5 separate regions of the Mus musculus genome follow, and regions 2, 3, 4 and 5 are each linked to region 1. The links are chromatin loops, found by intact Hi-C in ENCODE. Cell type or tissue: left cerebral cortex. All regions are shown on one strand.

What was found. A loop is a pair of places that touch in the nucleus more often than their neighbours do. Peaks named below come from ENCODE experiments on the same cell type or tissue, not always from the same donor. Only the 100,000 strongest peaks of a DNase experiment are listed, where the experiment ranks them.
Region 2: it touches region 1 in a loop (8-fold over the local background); 24 of 42 quality-filtered maps call a loop at or near these places.
Region 3: a loop joins it to region 1, with 2.6 times the contacts of the local background. A loop is called at or near these places in 3 of 42 quality-filtered maps.
Region 4: a loop joins it to region 1, with 3 times the contacts of the local background. A loop is called at or near these places in 13 of 42 quality-filtered maps.
Region 5: a loop joins it to region 1, with 3 times the contacts of the local background. A loop is called at or near these places in 12 of 42 quality-filtered maps.

What each region holds. Positions count from the first base shown.
Region 1 is chr2:29,617,256-29,621,255 of GRCm38, reverse strand. Rapgef1 (Rap guanine nucleotide exchange factor (GEF) 1) reads right to left here and starts at 1,536. Exons shown (of 26, transcript NM_001039087.1): 1 at 1,193-1,536. The coding sequence starts at 1,253. In left cerebral cortex, a CTCF peak has its summit at 1,607 (motif pointing left); DNase peaks (open chromatin) are centred at 616, 973 and 1,585; H3K4me3 peaks cover 1,454 bases; H3K27ac peaks cover 910 bases.
Region 2 is chr2:29,668,184-29,672,183 of GRCm38, reverse strand. All of the region lies in intron 1 of Rapgef1 (Rap guanine nucleotide exchange factor (GEF) 1), which reads right to left. Among named protein-coding and RNA genes, the nearest start is that of Rapgef1, 50 kb to the right of the region's middle. In left cerebral cortex, a CTCF peak has its summit at 1,825 (motif pointing right); DNase peaks (open chromatin) are centred at 1,386, 1,788 and 2,307; H3K27ac peaks cover 2,793 bases.
Region 3 is chr2:29,709,803-29,713,802 of GRCm38, reverse strand. Rapgef1 (Rap guanine nucleotide exchange factor (GEF) 1) reads right to left here. Exons shown (of 26, transcript NM_001039087.1): 12 at 3,495-3,650. Among named protein-coding and RNA genes, the nearest start is that of Gm13420, 40 kb to the left of the region's middle. In left cerebral cortex, no CTCF peak of the experiment used is centred here; DNase peaks (open chromatin) are centred at 1,594 and 2,156; H3K27ac peaks cover 503 bases.
Region 4 is chr2:29,725,031-29,729,030 of GRCm38, reverse strand. Rapgef1 (Rap guanine nucleotide exchange factor (GEF) 1) reads right to left here. Exons shown (of 26, transcript NM_001039087.1): 16 at 2,750-2,825. Among named protein-coding and RNA genes, the nearest start is that of Gm13420, 25 kb to the left of the region's middle. In left cerebral cortex, no CTCF peak of the experiment used is centred here; no DNase peak of the experiment used is centred here.
Region 5 is chr2:29,746,214-29,750,213 of GRCm38, reverse strand. It overlaps Gm13420 (predicted gene 13420), which reads left to right. Exons shown (of 4, transcript NM_001370923.1): 2 at 2,564-3,006; 3 at 3,621-3,764. Among named protein-coding and RNA genes, the nearest start is that of Gm13420, 3.4 kb to the left of the region's middle. In left cerebral cortex, CTCF peaks have their summits at 2,162 (motif pointing left) and 2,943 (motif pointing left); DNase peaks (open chromatin) are centred at 2,126, 2,678, 2,962 and 3,587; H3K4me3 peaks cover 666 bases; H3K27ac peaks cover 642 bases.

The DNA of each region.
Region 1 (4,000 bases):
AAGGAGACAAACACCCCAGAAACAGCATCTGAAAAGGAACAGTCCAGCCACGGGAATGCTATCCTACTTCTTGTCAGAAGACAGATGTCAATACCCTACCTATGCCCCTTGCTGGGTGGGCTACAAACATTCACTGAACCTCTCTGGGTCCTGAAAACAGAGACCATACTTTGGCAGGCAATCTTCAAGTACGTTTAATAAACAACACAACCCAGAGACCAAACACAGAATGAAGACACATAGCTCAAAAGAGAATACCAAAACGTTTGTCCCTGTGTTTAAACCAGGGCTGCAAAAGTTACATTCATTGCTGGTTGGTCCCCTGCTAATATACATCCAAATATCCTCAAGTCCACCTATGAAATGGCAGCTTCCAAAAATTAGTGCGGCCGAACACCTTTTCAGGTTCTTACAAGTCTGCCTTCTCTACTAAGTTTCCAGGATAACTGGGTATCCCCACTGTGACAACCCCCAACCCAGGCCCTGGACCACTCACTGCCTACCTTACCTACCAGCCAAGAACCCGCCCTCCCGTAAAAGGAGTCCCTGCTTGACGGCTAATTAAGCTCTGGGCCCCATATGCACAACAGTAATTGACTCTCGGGAGTATCTAACTCCCAGAATATGCAAGCCGGGGGGCGGGGGAAAAACTGGGAGGCGACTCCCCAAGATTTCCAGGAACACACAAAGAGATGAGGTTTGCACCAAGATCGCATCCACCTTATTCCCCCATCCCCAATGACTCTCCACTTGCCCTGCTTGCAGAGCAAGGCAGAAATATTAGAGGACAACTTGGCTGCTCCCTGAAACATCGCTCCAACACACCCTAGCCTGCTGTCCTTTGAAGCCACCGAAGTGGACACTTGTGGTTAAACTCGAGGCTCATTAGGAGTGACACATTTTATAACTGGGCTGCCGATCACCTCTGGAGCGCGCCTGCTCTTCTGCATGCGGTCGGGGCCAGGCCTCCTAAGGGTCCCGGGCTCCAGCCATTGTGGGATGTTCCAGGGAACAAGGCTACAGGGACCTCCACTCGCTCCCCCAGAATCCTGCTAGCATCACAGGCCCCCCGCCGCCGGGCAGGCCCGGTTCAAAGATGGCCCTCGCGGCGTCGCTGCCAGGCTGGGGCCCGGACTGGGGGTCTAGCGCACGAGGCCAGGAGGCGCGCCGCCCGCCCGCCCGCCCGCCTCACCTGCTTTCTCGATCTTGCCGGACATTTCCGGGCTGCGCCGGAGGCCGAGGCCGCTGCTCATCAGGGCCCGGCCCGGCCGCTGCGGGATAAGAGGCCGGCGCGCCCGCCGCTCTACTGGACCGGTGCTCGCCGCGCCTCACACTCGCGCCGTCATGGCGGGCTCCGCGCGGCCGCGGCTCGTGCGCTCGCCGCCCGCGCTCCAGCCCGCACCGGGCCTGCCACTCCGCCGCTCCACCTCCCGCGCAGCCGCCGCTCCGGGGCCGCGAGCCGCCGGCCGCAGCGCCGCGCCGCCGCCCGCCCGCCGGCCTGGGCCCCGCGGCCACGGCGCCACCTGCCGGAAGCCCACCGCGCCGCTCGCGCCACAGCGCCCCCTGATGGCCCGGAGCCGAACTAAGCCTGGCGCGAGGCGCAGCGCCCTCTACCGGCTTGGAGTCCTCCGCGCCACAGCTCGGTATAGACCCCACCCCTTTCCTCAGACACAGAGAAAGAGATCAAACCTATGACTGACAGCTCCAATTCAGGACTTCCGCATGCCCTCCCATCAAAGATCAGAGCCTCCGGTAACCCAGAGTTTTCCATCTCAAGTTGTGGGCTAGCTTTCCGTGTCTGTTACCCAAGTTCAGCATCCTCCTCAGGCCCAAAGCTCCTCTAATTGATCCTAAACTAGACTCAACAACACTGAAAACACAAGAAGCCTGCTCAACAACGTTTGGGACTGCCACCCACCTTCACCCCGTCATCCCCCATACACACTATGTGAGTCTCAAGGGCCAGTGAAAGGCAGAACCTTTAGCCAGATGTGGGCCCCGATCCTCCAAGCCAAGGCTGAGGCCCAGACCTGGAGTGACACAGAAGATCTGGTTTGCTTTGCTCACGAAACCCTCCAATGGGAACATCCAGCTTAAAGAGCAGTCTTTTCTAGTATGCAAATGAGTTCGTTTACAGTTCATTTTAGGCATTCAAAGAACCTTTGCTATGTATGATGTCATATCCTACCATGACTAACCCAGTGGATTCTTCCCTTCAAACAAGCTCATGAATAGGTTGGAGAGTCAAATCATATCATTAAGTATTAGTGAGCAATACGTTTTAGCAAGACAAGAGATACAGGGAAGGGCGCTCCCTGCTCACTGTTTTTAGCTAAGATGGAATTCACATCAGCAGCGAGTGTGCAAGCACATGTGTGCGCGCACAGAGAGAGAGAGAGAGAGAGAGAGAGAAAGTGAGTGCTAGGCTAGGGACCATCCAAGATAGCTCAGCAAGTAAATGCAACTGCTGCCGAACTTGACTAGACCTACACGGCTGAGGGAGAACCAATTTCTGCAGAGTGTTCTCTGACTTGCACACACACATATACACACACACAGAGACACACTATGTAACTTAAGAACACTTAGAAGTCTGCTTTGCCTCTAGATATGTAAGCTAGTGGTAGGGCAAACCTTGAGAGATGTGCAGGGAGAAGTTCAGGGTGACGGATGCCACCAAAGATTTCTATTTCCATCTCCCTATACTCTACAGTCCCCTGATTCTGTGACTGAGGGCTGCCTACAATCGGCAGCCAAATTTCCAGAGCCATGGGTCCGAACCCTCTAGGGGTCAAAGGCCAAGCCAAAGATTGACAAATTCATTTCCCTTTTCAAGTTGACAAATGGCTGCTCAGGGCCAGAATGGCTCTGCTCTGCTCTGGTGGAAGCTGCATCAGCAAGGCAAAATTGGCGAATCGCTCAAGGCCCGCCCTCCAGCTCTCCCTGGGTGCTTAGCCTTCCAGACTTCTGAGCTCAGAGCGTCAATATTTCATGCCCCAAATTCTGAAGTGAGGAATGGAACAATAAATGTAGGCGCAGTCAGGTTTGAGGTTCCTAAGAACAAGATCAAATCCATGTGATAAATTGCTGCATATCAGATAGCGAGGAATTTGCAAAAAGTATCGATGCCAAGCAGACTCGTAGAACTTGCTTCCTAAGGTTCCAAGGTGCTCATAGCCATAGTAGCACACACTCGGGATTAAGAGCCAGCTAATCGAGGGTGAAAGCCTCCCTTTTCCTTGCCTTAACTTAGCTTGTCCTCCTAGGCCACTCCAGCTGCTAGAATGTTCTTGCCCCTCCTCTCCACGGACACGCCACCATCTTTCGGGTTTCTTTGTTATTCACCCTTAGAACCCTTCCCTGAGGCCCCACAGTACCAGCTTCCTCCTGGTTATCAACCAGGTGCTGGCTTTCGTGGTCAGAAACTCAGACAGGAGCTGGGTGCGCACACCTTTAATCCCAGCACATGGGAGGCAGAGGCAGGCTGATTTCTGAGTTCAAGACCAGTCTGGTCTACAGAGTGAGTTCCAGGACAGCCAGAGAAGAAAGAAAGAAAGAAAGAAAGAAAGAAAGAAAGAAAGAAAGAAAGAAAGAAAGAAAGAAAGAAAGAGAGAAAGAGAAAAAAAGAAAGAAAGAAACTCAGGACCCAGTCAGATCCAACTGCAGATAACCAAGATACAAGTGATGGCCACATGCTCTGGGCTCAGGCCACCTCTCTACACACTGTCAAAAGCAATCAATGTGTTGTCAGTTCCCAGGGTCCATGTCTAGGGCTCACAACTGTCTATCACACCAGCTCCTGAGGCTCCGAGCTTTCTAATGCACACACAGGTGTGCACTCAATAAACAAAATTTTAAGATACTTTTTTAAAAGCAAAAAAAAAAAAAAAAAAAAAAAAAAAACCAAAAAAAAAAAAAAAAAAAACCCCAACCAACCAACCATCAAACAAAAAAACCAATCTGACATGAGGGGCTGAGGGCTCAGTTGCTAAAGTGTTTG
Region 2 (4,000 bases), 51 kb before region 1:
GATATTGTTCTGTCTGCTCGCCTACCATGGTCACTGGGTTGCTATTGGCTTTGGCTTTCCTAAACAATGCTGCTACAGACACATCCAGCGTGTCTTCTGGCCATGCATGAGAAAGTCCTATGAGTAAAACTGGCAGGTGGCAGGGCTGGAGGCCAACACACACACACACACACACACACACACACACACACACACACACTACACTTGCAAAGGCTTGAAAGGCCACTAACAGAAGCTAAGGCTGAGTCCCTTGTTGTGCGGCATTTGCACCAATGGACAGAGGTTTCCAAGGACTAATGCTAGTCTTGCTCTCCCTGGAAGAGCAGCTCTTTAATCTATGGGTAAGTACAGCAGTGCCACTAACAACAATCCATGGGCTGCTGTTCCCTACCTAGGGAGAAGAGGGGTGGAAAACACACAGCCTACTCACAGGATCAACTTCAGCAGACACTCAAACTGACTGACCCCCACAAAGCTGGCCAATTTCTTCCAAAGTGCCCTGCCCACTGCCAGGATTTCATTCTTAGATCTTCAGCTTGCCCCTCCGTGGGCTTAGCAATGATGTTTGTCTGCTCCTGACAAATGTGCGATCAACTGGCCTTTCAAATGTCATTTGCTGCGGCAGCTGGGATCCCAACTTAGCAGCAGTTTCTGTCAGGGCTTAATTCTGTACGGAGATGGAAGCCTCTAAGCAGCATGCACACCAGGGATCACAAAGTCAAGGTCACTGTGGATAGGACTCATGTAGCAGCTCCACAGTGCCTGCAGTCAACCTAGAGAGCTGACCTTTGGTTCTTGCTACCTGTCTTCCATCAGGCTCAGCATCCCCAGCAGGACTTAGAGATGATTTACTTCATCCAACACCATTACCCCTGCCAGGGGACTAAGGACAACTAGGGGGAGAAGTGTCCAGAGGATACTGGGAAGAACTTTCTTGAAGGACTTCATTTTCAAGTGTGCAAGGATCTTGCACTGTACTGTAGGGGATGAAGCTGAATGGGCAGAGGGCATCATGGACACTTCAGGACACACTGTGTGGAGTTGGGTGTGGTTTAACCCAAGCTTGACCACTAGTGTGGATACCTCTCTGAGCCTCTTTCACTTCTTTCTCCTACCTCTTTGAGCCTAAAGAAAAGGACTAACTACAGAACCACCTGACCTAGAGCAAGTATTTACTAATCTGCAGCCATCATTGTCATCTGGTAACATCGCTAGATCTCTGCCAACACTCAATAATCAAAGGCTAGGAACAGCCCCAGCTGAGAGAACTGAAAGCAATACTTTCACTTTCCACATTAAAAGACCCCTGTCTTACTCAGCACAGAGACATCTGTGTGAGGACAGAGGGAAGGCGGTGTTGGCAAACATCCCATAACCACACCCGGGGATGCAGAGCATGGAAACACTCATTATTCAAATCCAAGCACTGAAAGGAAGATGAAACAGTCGGAACCCCTCCTGGCTTCTTATCGCCAAGTAGGAATTACTGCACTCGTGTGGGTTTTGTCTGTTTGTTTTGTTTTTTGAGGCAGGCTTTCTCTGTGCAGTCCTGGCTGTCCTGTTTTTAACTTATGTGAGCCTGTATGCCATGTGTGTGTTGCTGTACACAGAAGGCAGCACTGGATGACCTACCTGCAGCTGGTGGTACAGTTGACTGAGCTGTGCAATGTGGGTGCTGGGAGGGAACCAACTCCACGCTGTGAAAGAGCAGCAAGTGCTCTGAACTGACAAGCCAGTTCTCCAAGTGCTCCTCTTGAATGACTTGCTTTTATTTGTGTGTGGGGTGAGGTGGGGGTGCTGTGTGTGTGCGCAGGTGCCTTTAGAAACCAGAAGAGGGCGTCAGATGCCCTAGATATTAGAGGTGGTGTAAGTCAACTGACTGACTGCTCTGGAAGCTCAGCAAATGTCCTTAACCAACTCTCCAGCTTAGTGTGTATGTCTTTAGTCTTTTCCCTGTTTCTTTTCTTCTTCTTCTTTTTGAGACAGGGCTTTTCTGTGTAGCCCTGGCTGTCATAGAACTCAATCTATGGAGGACCAGGCTGGCTTCAAACTCCCAGAGATCCCTTGCTTTTGCTCCCATGTGCTGGGATTAAAAGCATGCAACCCTACACCCAGCCAATCCTTGCTTTGTTTTGTTTTGTTTTGTTTTCTTAAACATAGCAATGCATTATGGACAGTTTCCTATGAGCACAATTGTTTGACAGTTGAATAATATTCTGCTGGAAGGCAGTGAGTATCCTGGCTGGACTCCCATATGAACACACAGCTCATTCCTACATCTCTGTGTGCTTGCATAATGAAGCTCTGAGAAATAGAATTGCTAGTTTATAGAGAAGAATGGGGAATCTGGAAAACTGCCTTCATGCCAGGCAGGCTGCAGCCAAAAGCTGCCCCAGCAAGGCTCTGAGTGGCCATGAGACATGAAGGGAAGAGGCTGGACCTGCAGTTCACCCTCCCACCCAGTCACCTAAGCTCCTCTATTTCCATCTCAATTACATAACAACAAGGGTTAAACTTACACTGAGATTTAGATGAGGTAGAGATCTCCTAAGATGTGGTATCTGAATGACCAATGGGCAGATGGTACAGTGCTCAACTGCATTTGTAATCAGGAAACAACAGCCATAAAGACACATCACTACATCCATGCCTATGTGGATGGTGCCTAGGTATGATGGCACATGTCTGTAATTCCCCAACAAGGAAGACTGAGGCAAAAGGACTACAAGTTTGAGACCAACTTGGGTTATAGTACAAGATCTTGTTGCAAATCAAAACAAGACAAATGAAAAGGAAGGGAAGGAGGGAGGGAGCTGGGTATATGGGAGCTATGCCTCAGTTCACCACAAAACATCCAGAGTGTGAAGAGTAGTCTTTCAGGGTGCCTGAGGCAGCAGAGGGGTAAATACAAGCACACCCAGAAAACGGAATCCCACCGCACATGTGAAGGAACCACCTATTCCTACCTACCCAGCACAGATGACTCACACAAAGAGGCTACATACAAAGAAAACCACAAACCAAATGAGCATCCACACAACTACATCATCAGGCAAGGAGCAGCTATTATTGGGGAATCAAGAGAGTGGTTATGCTTAAGGCAAGGTTGCTATCTGGCAGCAACACGGGAGGGCTCACACTTCTGGGGACACAGTTCTCAGTCTACATGTTCCTTACACGTCTGTCTTCAGTGTGGTTTTCCACACTAGCAGGGACAAAGCTTCTGACCTGAGGTCCACATCAGGAAGCTCGCCTGCCTCCCCACACTGCGCTGATCTTCAAGGCGGCTAAGGCCACATTCTGCTCTCCATCTCTTACTGCCTTCCTTCCCATGTTCGGGGTCAGGGAAAGGAGCTTCTACTTACTTGACCCTTGAGACTCCAAAAGGTCAAAGTCTTATTCACCTTGGATTCTGGCACTTAGCTCAGTAGTAGATGCAAGAACAGATAAATAAACGCATGCTCATCAATAAGCACAGAGAATCTGTGAATGAATTCTGTAGCCCGAACTATTTCTGCATTCACTGAGGTACTACCATAGAGGTGCCTAGCAGCAGCTATGTGTTCAAGCTATCTACGCAACAGAGGACAAAGGCTATCCCTCATATCTCCTCTAGGTCTCTAGGGAATGGTGGGTGTTTTAGGCCCTTACTGGGCAGAGGCCCAGTGGGAGTTACATTTAATACTACTTTCACCCCATTTAACCTAAAATATCAGCACCCAGCAGACAATTTCATACAACTGCTCCTGAGTTACTTCCTTGTTTTTTTGTACATTCTACTATGGTGTGGAAGTTACACTTCCAGCATGTTCTATGCACACTTTTAGGATATGTTCAGCCATTTTTAGGATGGCTGAATTAGACAGGACAACTCTGAGACCTCCCCTTCCATACCAAGGAAGTTCCTAGGACTAGGCTGGCTGTAACTGCTTCTAGGTCACACCCACTAGCAGCAACAGCTGTGGAATGCAAGCGGACCCTTTAGCTGGACTCCGGGCTA
Region 3 (4,000 bases), 93 kb before region 1:
TTCACAGAACAGGTACTTCCTCCCCCATAAGGGAAACCCTCCTGATGCTAACAATGCAGGGAATCTTTCATGGAAACCCAGGAATTCAGGCAAGCCCAGGAAACAAGGAAGTGGCCCTGAGCAACACCTCTCTGGCCCTGGCCTACAGGGCTTTACCCCCCCACCACACCCCACATCCCTTCCTCTCCTGTGTGTGATCTGGCTTTGCTTAGGCCAAGATGGCATGGACTGAGTGAAGGTGACTGGAGCAAAGCCAAGCTGCCTGAGCCTGTCTTCATCCTCCTGCCCACCCTACTACCCTACTCTCTCTCGCCTTTGGTTCAGGCTTGGTTTTTAGAGGTGGTATGCCCATGGTATCTGTGGTAGCTTTTGAGTGAATTTTCAGAGATAGCTCATGGCCAGGAGAGACATGGGCACACTGGTGGAATTAAGGGCCAGTCCTAAATCTCAGGAGGAGGCTCCGGCTGCATTTCTGGCCACAGCACAGAAGCCAAATGTTTATATGAGACCTAGGTCTTCTGAAGGGCACATGTGTGATGCCTCAAAGCCTGGATCTAGCAGCTCAGAGAAAGAAAGGATTGTCTGGGCCCAGAACGAGATAGCAGCTGCTGTACAGCCCTTTTCAAACACTGGGGTCCATGGCGATGGACACTTAGCTTTCTTTTTTTGGTAGGGGTGGGTGGGTGAGGGATTCAAGACAGGGTTTCTCTGTGTAGCCAGCCCCGGGTGTCCTAGAACTTGCTCTGCAGACCATGCTGGCTTGAGCTCATAGAGAGCTACCTGCCTTTTCCTCTGGAATACTAGGATTAAAGGCGAACATTACCACAACCAGGCTACATTTAGCTTTCATATTTCAAAGATTTTTGTTTTAAGTCATAAGCATCGTTACAGGCACTTAAACATACCCTCTAAAAGTGGAATCAGCTAGCTATTTTGCTTATCCAGCATCCCAACAGGTCTCTTGGTGGCAGCATTTGGAATGGGTGGAATGGGTGCTAGTAAAGAAAGGCTGCCCAGGACACTCTAGGGGATGGGAGAGGCGGTTCTCTACCGCCCACTCCACAGTATACACAGGGAGTGACCACCCTTGTGACCATCAAGAGTCTGGATGCTGTCACTACTGCTCAAGGGCAGTGTACATATCGACCCAACTCATATTGTTCAGGACAGCTGGGACACAGGTGTGGGGAGCTGGGAGGAAAGAGGTGCAGTTCCAGAACTGGGCGATAATGAAGACACCCCAAGCAGCCCACAGGGCGGCAGAACCTGGAAAGAACAGGAAGAAGTGCCTGGTACAGCATCCGAAGGCTCGAGTAGCTCGGGGTGTCACTCACACCTTGCTTTAGCCAGTCCCTCAGCTTATCTGACTGTCCCTACTGATTGTATGTGATCCTCCCTTTTCATCCTTACAGCTAACCCACTCCTATTCTGATCGCACTGTGGAATCCCATGTCTAAGCTCCTCTTAGAATTACCCAGAGACTGTGTAGAGCTGGCAAGACACTAAATCACGGCATGGGGTTCGACCTATCAGCTGACACACACTGCAAGCACGGTTCCGGAGACTCTTTCCTTTCACTGAAATATCCTATCCTTTTAGCAGGGATTCTTTCCTGGAGCTGGAGCTAAGAATACAGAGTCACAAACGTAAGATGCCTCAACATTCCACAGAAGTGACACACTCAGACCCAAACCTAAGGAAACGCCCTTGTCTGCAATTCTATAGCATACAGCCCAGTTCATCCACAGTCCTCTGCTAACAGCTCAGAAGGAATGAGGAGAAATTCCTAGGGGTGTGTGTGTTTGTGTGTATTAACAGTCAAGGACCAGGACTGCCTGAAACCAAGCTTTGCAAGGTCCGTGGAGGGAGCTTGCTAGAGGTGCCTTCTGGGGAAGAGGTGATCTGTGTGGTAGGGCAGAGGTGACTCAGACTGTCCCATATACCCAGCACTGCGGAGAGCCACGAGAAGGGAGGCTCCACCCTTACAAGGTTCTCCTGAAGGTCCTGGGCACTGAACTGCAAACCCTAGACAAAGGTGGACATCAGACAAGTGCCAAGCTGGTCCCCTACCCAAGCCTTTCCCGGGTGGCTGAAGTCAGTGCCACGCTCCCGAGCACAGGAGAAGCAGCAGTGCAGTGCCAGCTTCTCTGCTTCCCACGCATATGGTGCTTCCTTCCCATGGCTTGATTCAATTCCCTCAATCACACTGTGACCTCAAGAAGACTCCGAGGCCCAGGGAGAAGTCAGTACCTGAGCCCGAGCTGCTTCCAGGGAGTGAACTTGGCTCCATTCTTTTCCCTCTGGGCCTCAGTTGGGATCACAGGAATAAAGGTGGCTGCTTTGGCTCTGGGGCAAATGCAGAGTCCAGAAAGCCAGGCCTCCTTTTGTGTCACTACTGAGCTGTCTACAGACTGATGTAGCCCTCTCCATTGTCCTGTGTCAGTGGCAGGCAGTCCTCCCCTCAGGAGCAGGGTTCCCCCCCCCCCCAAACAGTGATCCTTGTGGTCCCACTGAGTGGCTGTCACGTTGACCCTGAGTCAGGACACCTGACACTTTTCCATTTGTTGCCTGCCAGCTGCTACAACAACAAACCTAGACCAGCCTGACACTGGTGACAAAATAGCCCAACTGTCCTAGCTCCCAAAGATGCTTGCCTGGGCAGATTCATATACCATCCTCCTAACTTGAGTCCCGAGCACAAACAAAGGGCTACTGCTTTAAGCCACAGGGCCTCGGGGCTGTGGGGTAAGCAAAAGCACCCAACCACCACCCAGCCCCATCGGGTTACCTGCTCCTCTCTGTCCTGCTTCCTAGATAAGGGTTGTCCCCCCCCCCTTTTTTTTTCCATTTTTTATTAGGTATTTAGCTCATTTACATTTCCAATGCTATAGCAAAAGTCCCCCATACCCACCCACCCATAATGGGTGGATATTAGCCCAGAAACTTAGGATACCCAAGATATAAGATACAATTTGCTAAACACATTAAACTCAAGAGAACGAAGACCACAGTGTGGACACTTTGCTCCTTCTTAGAATAGGAAACAAAACACCCATGGAAGGAGTTACAGTGACAAAATTTGGAAGTGTGACGAAAGGATGGACCATCTAGTGATTGCCATATCCAGAGATCCATCCCATGATCAGCTTCCAAACGCTGACACCATTGCATATACTAGCAAGATTTTGCTGAAAGGGTTGTCCCCTTTTAAGTGCAGACACAGGCCCCTGGGAGAGCAGAACACAACAGCAGAAGTGGCTGTGCTCCGTGCCAGTGTCATGCTCCAGACAGAGCAGCCCACACCTCACTCCCGGACCCCTAACCACAGCCCCCAAGGCCCAGGGAAGCAAGTACTCTGATCCCTTCCGCAGCAGGCACACAGGGTCTGTGGAAGGACAGCACTGGTGACAGGCAGCAGCAGCAGCATCCAGGAACACAGGCTTCAAGCACTAACTTCACGAGTTTCCAAGTGAGGAAGAGCAGGGGAGACTCACCGAGGGCACAGGCAAGCTGCCGTGCCGGTTGAGAAAGGAGTTAGACACGGATACACTGAGGCCCTGAGCGGCACTGCCGTCCTCGGGGGTGAAGGCCACTTTAGTTTGCTGGACACAGTAGGAGACAGAGAAGGAAGAAGCAGCATAGGAGGCCTGCTGGGCGGAGGGCAAAATAGAAGGCAGGGAGGAGGAGAAAGCAGAGAATGGTCAGCACAGGCAGTATAGATGTGGACTAACTAATACTGCGGAGGGGTGTCCCCCGAGAGATGGCTGCCTGGCTCCACCAAAGGCTGACTAAATGAGAGGCCCTGCTATTCCGTCTTACTGCAGATTGCAATGCCAACCTTCAGAGGACAAGTGGGCTCAAGTCACACAGACTGACCTGACCCTGAGCTCTTTTTTTTTTTTTTTTTTAAAGACTTGTTTTTGTTTTGTTTTTGTTTTTATTTTTTCGAGACAGGGTTTCTCTGTGTAGCCCTGGCTGTCCTGAAACTCACTCTGTAGAC
Region 4 (4,000 bases), 110 kb before region 1:
AGGCTCTGTGTGGCACGTCATACCATCACACTGTGTGCCATCACCTTTGAGGTGTGGGGGGCCTGGTCCCTGAGTTGTGCTCAGCCTCAAAGTTGTATTCTAACCAACTCCCTGTTACGTTGGAACTTTCTAGAAAGAGCAGAGGTTGGGCATACAAGGGGTACAAACGCAGAGGAGCACTGCAGGAGCCTGTGACCTCTTGAAGGGTGTGTTCTAGTGTGCTGGTGAGCACTATAGCCGTACTTCACAGGCTGGAAGGTAAAGAAACTTATGTGTGAGACAAAGGGTAGGCCAGACATTCCAGGTAGCAGTGGAACACACTTTTAATCCCAGCACTTGGGAGGCAGAGGCAGGAAGACCTCTGAGTTTGAGGTCAGCCTGGTCTACAGAGTGAGTTCCAGGACAGTTAGGGCTACAGAGAAAGCCTGTGTGTGTGTGTGTGTGTGTGTGTGTGCGCGCGTGTTGGGAGAAGGAGGAGAGTACACCAGACTCAAGGATGGCTGTGCTGTGCCATGCCAGACACAGCACAGGCCTGCTGGTACTAGAGCTCTTTGCATAACCTATCTGTGGGCTCTGGTATCGCCTGGCATTTGGGTGGGAGCCTGAGCCAAAAGCTACAGGGCTGTCTGTCAAATTCACAGGGCTGTTTTAGTTCAGGTCCCTTTGTCCCCAGTGGCCTTCAGAAGAATGGAAGCTTGGGGGCCAAGTAACAGGTCTAGGACACAGGTCCCAAGGAAGGGACAGGATCTGAGCTTGGGCCTAACATTATCCCCGACCTGGCCCTCTGACACTTCTCACAGAGCCACCTGAGAGAAAGGCTATTACGACAAGTGTGCCCTTCTTGTTTACTTGTCTAATTGGCTTGGCCCTGTCTGACACAGCTGAGTCCTAGACATATGAGCCATGAAGCCTCCCAGGACCTTTGAGTCACACATATACCACTGGTGCAGGAAGCCCCCTGCCTGACAAACTTTGCCATCTTCTATGGGCACCATGTCCACTCTGATGTGGCTCACGGCCTCTGTTTCAGGTAAGACTCCCAGGTAAAGCCAACTCTGGTTCTGCAGGGACCTCAAATCCTATTGAAACTTCAGTTCAAAAGTCTCTCTTCAGCATACCCAATGGGTAGACCAGAAGGCCTTTAGGCTCCCTGTCAGAGAGCTCTTTGGCCTGGCAGCAGCTGGCAGCAGCTGGCAGGGCAAATCCTTACATGACCAGGCCAGAAGCCAGCTCACATCCTAGACTTTCACTTTTAGATAAAAATGAGGTGAAAATGGCTACTTTGCCAGGATGTCCTGAGGTGCCACTGAACACTGGGCACTGTCTGTACCCCTGGAACCAAGGCCCTAGGGGAAAGGCGGTCCCGTAGCTGCAAGGCTAAGGTAGGCTTCAAATTGAGTGTCTGAGACTCCCTTCTTGTCATGGCTGGAGGAAATGGGTGAAGAATCGCTGAGGGCTCAGATGAAGGTAAACCTGTTTCCGTTTCTGTCAGGCAAACAGTTTTTGTACTATTCTCTTAATTTAGAGTTTCATAGACCCTTGGGTCCTAGACATTTCAAACAAACAAACAAACAAACAAACAAACAAACAGAAAGCTGATTGGGTTAGGGCTTTAAGTCTGGAGTGATTTTATCTACAGTTTAATCAACTTTTCAGAATTTCTTTTCTTTTTCTTTTAGTTTTTTTTTGAAGACAGGGTGTCTCTGTGTATCCTTGGCTGCCCTAGAACTCCCTCTGTAGACCAGGCTGGCCTTGAACTCACAGGGAGGGCTCTGCCTCCCAAGTGCTGGGGATTGATTCCACGGCCTCATTCATGGCTAGGCAAGTGTTTTCTCATTGAGCCATAAGCCTAGCTCTGCTTTCTGTTGTTGTTTTATAACATTGTCTCTCCATACAGCCCTGGAACCTCATAAATTCTGAGATTAAAGGCACGTGTGAGGATGCTCTGCTTCTTTTAAATCCTTTAAAAATGTGTAGGAAGAGGGCTCATGGAACACATACTCTGTCTCAAAACAGACAAGAAAGAAAAGGAATACTAACAAGAAACTGGCTGTGGCGTGAGGTGGGCTCATTAGCCTCCTGGGGCGGAGCAGCAGCAGGCCTTGCCTGAGCAGCTCAGGGGAGCCCAATCTCCCTTACAGGACTTCGTGGATGGATGGTTCTTCTGCGGGCACAGCCTACTTAACAAGTCTAGGTACAGCCTCTGCTTCTCCTCCTGCTCAGATGATCAGGATGCAGAGAGGATGGCAAGGTTGGGGCAGGTTTTGGACAACAAATTTTGTTCCTAGGAACTTGTTAGTTAACTATGTGAACTAAAGACTTTGAAGAAAAGAATGACCTAAATATAAGGAAAGGCAGAGGGCCATGTGCTACTGTAGAAGATTTTTTTTGGTCTGAATCCAGATTCACCTCTATCAGCCTCCTGAGTGCCAGGATCCTAGGTATGGACTACTGTGGCTGCTTTACCTTTAATGCCACGGTTGAACATGTCATTATCCAGTGGGCTGCCCTTGGAGCACACAGTAGGTGCCAATGACTGTTCTTACACTCAGGATGCATCATCATCTTGCATCAAGAGGGGACATGCCCAGGAGCAACTTTGACAGCATCAGGGTCTCTGGAGCCGGCCTCTCCCTACCCTTTCCTGGTACCATCAGATCCAAAGTTGAACCCAGGAGAGATGACAGTACAGTGCAGTCATGTGATGCCTTTGGTGGGACACAATCCAGCACAGTGGGAGCTGCCTTACCTTTTCTGTCTGTCTCAGTAGCATGGACCAGTAAGATGTCTCCTGAACCACCACGAACATCTGGCCCATCATCACCCTGGAGTAAAAGAGCATGAGACAAGGCTGAGGTGATAAAGTCACCATGCTTCAGGGTCCCCGAGATCCTTCTGATCTCAGCTCAGCAGTCGCAGGCAGCACTGTGTACACCAGGCAGTGTCTGCAGCCCACCTGCTCCCATGGATTGTGTAGATGGGGACTGGTCAGAACTCTTACAGAAAACTGGGCATTGAGGAAGCTGTCCAGATGCTCTGAGCACCAGGGTACATCACCTTCCAGAGGCTACATGGGGTCAGGGCACTAGGGTCTCAACCTCCACACTACCTCCACCTCCTGGTTCATATTAAAGGTGAGATTCCAGAGGAGAAAGGCAGCCCCTAAGCCTAGGAGACAGGAGGATGATGTCAGGCATGTTTCTCTCCACGCCTGTAGTAAGCTACCTTTGGGCTCAGTCCTTTTCCAAAGTAGAAGCAGGATTCATCTGTGGGGACATAACCCACAGGCTGTTTTCTAGTCTAGTGACAGAGCTGTAGGTGGGGCTGGGACTCTGAGGGAGACAGAGCCAATATCCTATCTGCCCATCCCACGGATTGTCATTTCCACCTGGACTCCAGAGTTCTGAGCGTTATGGGTTTTCTATGTGGAACAAGGTTGGCTATGTTCATGACCTGATTTTCCAGAAGGAATTTAGCTTTTCTTTCTGCAGAGGCTCTGCCTAGATTCTGCTAACCCTACCAGTAGCCTGATGGCCTAAAGTGCTAACGTCTTCCTGGGTTGCTAGGATGGCCCAGGAACATGGATAGGGCAGTACCCTTTCTATGTCTGTATGTTACAACCATCAAAACAGTTCCCAGATGCAGAGCTACTCAGGGCCAAGATGGCCCATCAAACCCTAAGTTCCTAGAACTGCACAGAGAAGAGAAAAGGCTCTTCTCTCATGACATGTCTTGGTGTTGTTCTTATCAATAGGGCTCCTCAAACAAGCCACAGCTCAGCATCTAGGCCCCCGTTTTCTTAACAGGCAGAGACCAGGAAGGGGAGGGGCTGTGATACCAACAACACATACACGCCTCACACTGCTGAGGGCTTCCTGTGCAGGTTACACTGAGGACTGCTGGGCGTTTCCTTTGCACTGCCCTCAGAAGTACCTGCACGAGGCTCAGGGAGGCTTTGCAAGGGCCAAGTTCACTTCTGGCAAGAAAGGGACAGTGAGCT
Region 5 (4,000 bases), 130 kb before region 1:
GGGTTTCTCTGTATAGCCCTAGCTGTCCTGGAACTCACTCTGTAGACCAGGCTGGCCTCAAACTCAGAAATCCACCTGCCTCTGCCTCCCAAGTTCTGGGACTAAAGGTGTGCGCCACCACTGCCCGTCTGTGGATGTGATTTTTAAAAACCTTCCCTTCTCCCTCTTCCATCCCTCCCCTCCCCCCACCCTGTTCTATATTGAGGATTGAACCCAGGATCCCATGAATGCCAGGCAAGCTCTCTACCACTAAACTATATCCCAGCCTTTAACAGTTCTCTTTAGTGTTTTAACTCTGAGTTATTGTTCAAACACATCAAAGGAAACATAGTTAAAATGTGTTGTGATCTTGTTTTAAATATCAGACGCTCCTCAGGCCCTCATCACAGGACACCCCCCCCATCACAGGACCCCCCCCCCCCCAGTTTGAGGCTAGCCTGGTTTACCTAGTGAGTTCCACGTCAGCTGGTGCTACATAGTAAACACTTGTCTCGATAAATCAAGAAAATTTTAGTTTTAAACTGAGACTCGGTTATTTTCTTTTTTTCTGCTGAATTTATTTCAAGTGTGCTTCTTTTTATCTTGTGGAACGTAGTTATAGTGGATGCTTTTCTTATAATTCTAGTGTCTGAGTATCAGAGCTGGCAGGTGTTAGTTTTGTTTGTTTTGTTTTTGTTTTTTGAGATAAGAGTTTCTCTATGCATCCCTGCCTGGCTGTCCTGAGCTTGCTCTGTAGATCAGGCTGACCTTGAATTCACAGAGATCTGCCTGCTTCTGCCTCCTAGTACTGGGATTAAAGGCATGTACCACCGCTGTCACCACCTGGCTTTATTTTTGTTGGTCTTTCTCCTCCTCCTCTCTGTGTGTGTGTGTGTGTGTGTGTGTGTGTGTGTGTGTGTGTGTATCCAGGTGTTCTTGTGCAAACACTGGAATGCCGTGGCGCGCAGTGGAGGTCAGATGACAACTTGCAGGGTCTTTTCTCTCTTTCTACTGTGTGGGTCCTGGGAATTGAACTCAGGTCAGCAGACCCAGCAGCACCTTTACTGTGCCAAGCCCTCCAGCTGGCCTTTCTTCTTGCTTTTGAGATAAGGTCTCAAGCTGTAGCCTGGACTGGTCTTGAACTTACAGCAATCCTTCTGCCTCAGTTTCCCCAGTGCTGGAATTGCAGGGTTTTTTGCTCTTTTCTCTTTAAGAATGCTCTCACAGTCCTAATTCTTCACATTGCAGATTATTATTCAGGGTTGTGTTGTGTCTTGGATGCCAGGCTGTTAATGTTGTTTCTTGGCCCCATTGTAATTCCTTGGCTGGGGTGATGTTCCATCCTTAATCAGCCTGGTCGGTTCTGGCCCTCAATCGCAGCTGGTTTACCTCTATATGGCTTCCCATGGTTGGCTCCTTTCTCAGCCTCCTGTGTTTGTGTGGGTCTGCTCCCTGAGCCTGGTGCTCAGGGCTGCATCCAGTACTCGGTGGGGTGGGTGGGGTGGGTGGGGTGTTGATTCTAGAGCTTCAAAGCATTCCTGATTGTTCAGGACATAGGCTCCTCTAGGACCAGAGACAGTCAAGGGCAAAGGAATCAGGTGATGGCCCAGCTCACATGCAGTGCTCATGGAGTTCAGAATCTTCCCTCTTACTGCAAGACCATTCCTTTATCCTGGGCTCAGCAGGACAGACTGGACTATCCCAGTTCTGCCCCACATCTCTCCTGTGGCCGAGTCTGGGGCTCAGGACTGGGAGGTTAATCTACCCCCTGTTCTCACTTTCAGTGGCTCAGGGGACTTTTGTATAATCAGCTGGAGAGGCAAGCTATTTATTTATTTATTTATTTATTTATTTATTTATTTATTTATTTATTTATTTATTTGGTTTTTCGAGACAGGGTTTCCTCTGTGTAGCCCTGGCTGTCCTGGAACTCACTCTGTAGACCAGGCTGGCCTCGAACTCAGAAATCCGCCTGTCTCTGCCTCCCAAGTGCTGGGATTAAAGGTGTGTGCGCCACCACCGCCCGGCGGCAAGCTTTTCAAAAAGGGTGGCCAGGGCTGGAGAGATGGCTCAAGGGTTAAGTGCACTGGCTGCTCTTGCAGAGGACCTGGGTTCAATTCTCAACAAGCACATGGCAGCTCACAACCATCACAAAATCTGTTGCCCTCTTCTGGCCCCCATAGGCACTGCATGTATTTTATGTGCATGATAAACTCATGCACATAAAATGCATACTTTTTTAAAAAGTGTAAAGTATACACATAACCTTTTACCCTTTCCATTGTGAACCTTTTTTTTTTTTTTTTGTCCTTAATTTTCTTCCCGAGAGGGGAGGCCATAGGTCAGCCTCAGAAATGACTCTTCTGGAGCTGCCTACAGTGTTTTTTGAGTCTCTCATTAGGTTAAGGTAGCTGGCCAGTGAACCCCGGGACCCACCTGTCTCCACCCCTGGGATGGCAAACTTCTGCCTTGATTTTTATGCAGGTTCTGGGATTGAACTCAGGTTTTCATGGTTGCACAGAAGGCACAGCACCAACGAATCCATCTCTCCGACCCTGACTCCCAGCTCTGCCTTTCTCCCTAGGTCCCGACGCTAAGGGGGGCGACAGCTCCGCAGGCCGGGAGGATCCCCAAGCTGCCGAGGACCAGCGCAGCACCGCGCAGCCATCGCTCCCGCAGCTCCCACGCCGCCCGCAGCTGCTGGAAGAAGACGCGGGGCCAGAGGAGGATCGGACCGAGGCCGCAGAAGGCAGCGAGCCGGCCCTGGGGGACCCAGAACCCGCGTCTGTGTCCGGCGAGGCGGGTCCCGGGCCTAAGGCCACTGGCAGTACTGGGCCGCCCATCGGCTTCGTGGGCGAGCCTCCACCCTACGCGCCGCCGGACCCCAAGGCAGTGGCGCTACTCTACCCGCCCTTTCCGCAGGTGCCGGTGCTGTTCCAGCCGGCGCCGGGGCCCGCTGCCCTCTACCCGCCACCCACCGGCCCGCTCTTCCCACCCCCTGGTGGAGCCTCCTTCCCGTTCCCCACGGTGAGCACAAGGCTCCATGGCAGGAGGAGGAGATAAGGAACAGAGTTCCCAAGGACCAGGAAGGGAGGATACTGGGCATGGCACAGGCTGCGGGGTGGCCAGTGTTCTGAGAAGTGTTCTGTGATACCAGTGGTGAAGGCCCCAAGGGGGTGGACATGAGGCAATAGCCTGGTCGAAAATAATAATGATAATAATAACAATAACAACAACAATAATAATAATAACTTAAAAAATTAAAGACAAGGTCTCATGTAGTTCTGGCTGGCCTGGAACTCACTATGTAGTTGAGAACAACTGATCCTGTTGCCTCTGACTCTTAAGTGCTAGAACCAGGTGACTCAAGCCTTTAACTCTAGCAGAAGCCTCTCATCTCAGGCTGGTGAACCTTCAGAGTTTCAGTCCAGCCAAATCCACCCTATTGATGAAATGAAAGCAGGCAGCCATAGGTTTGCCAGTGGAGACTCTGAGCCTTCACAATCCCCGGCAGATAAGACATCTGGTAGCCAGTTCTGGGCTACATTGTGTGTAGGGCAGGATGAGAGGATTCCTTCAGCATGGGTGGGTGTGCGGAGGGGAAGTGGGTCAGCGTGACTTTCCCTGCTTCTACCCCACAGTATGGCAGCCCCGTGGCTGGCGGGCCTGCTCCCGTGCAAGTGGAGCACAGGCCTCTGCCCAAGGACTTCATGATGGAGTCGGTGCTGGTGACCCTGTTCTGTTGCCTGCTCACGGGGATGATTGCCATTGTCTACTCCCATGAGGTAGGTGACCTGGAGGGACACACTCATAAGACACAACCTCCCCTGTGGGGACTCGTAGGGGTCCCACTCAGCAGCCAGCAGCTGGCAACCGAGCCGGACCCAGGGGTGAGCCTTGTTGGATGGAGCCTGGCCCTTCTCCTCTGTCCCCCCTCCCCTCCCCCTTTTTTACCTGTGACCTCACTACCCGGGATCTGTGATGGCAATTTCTGAAACAAAAAAATGTATAAGTGATGGAT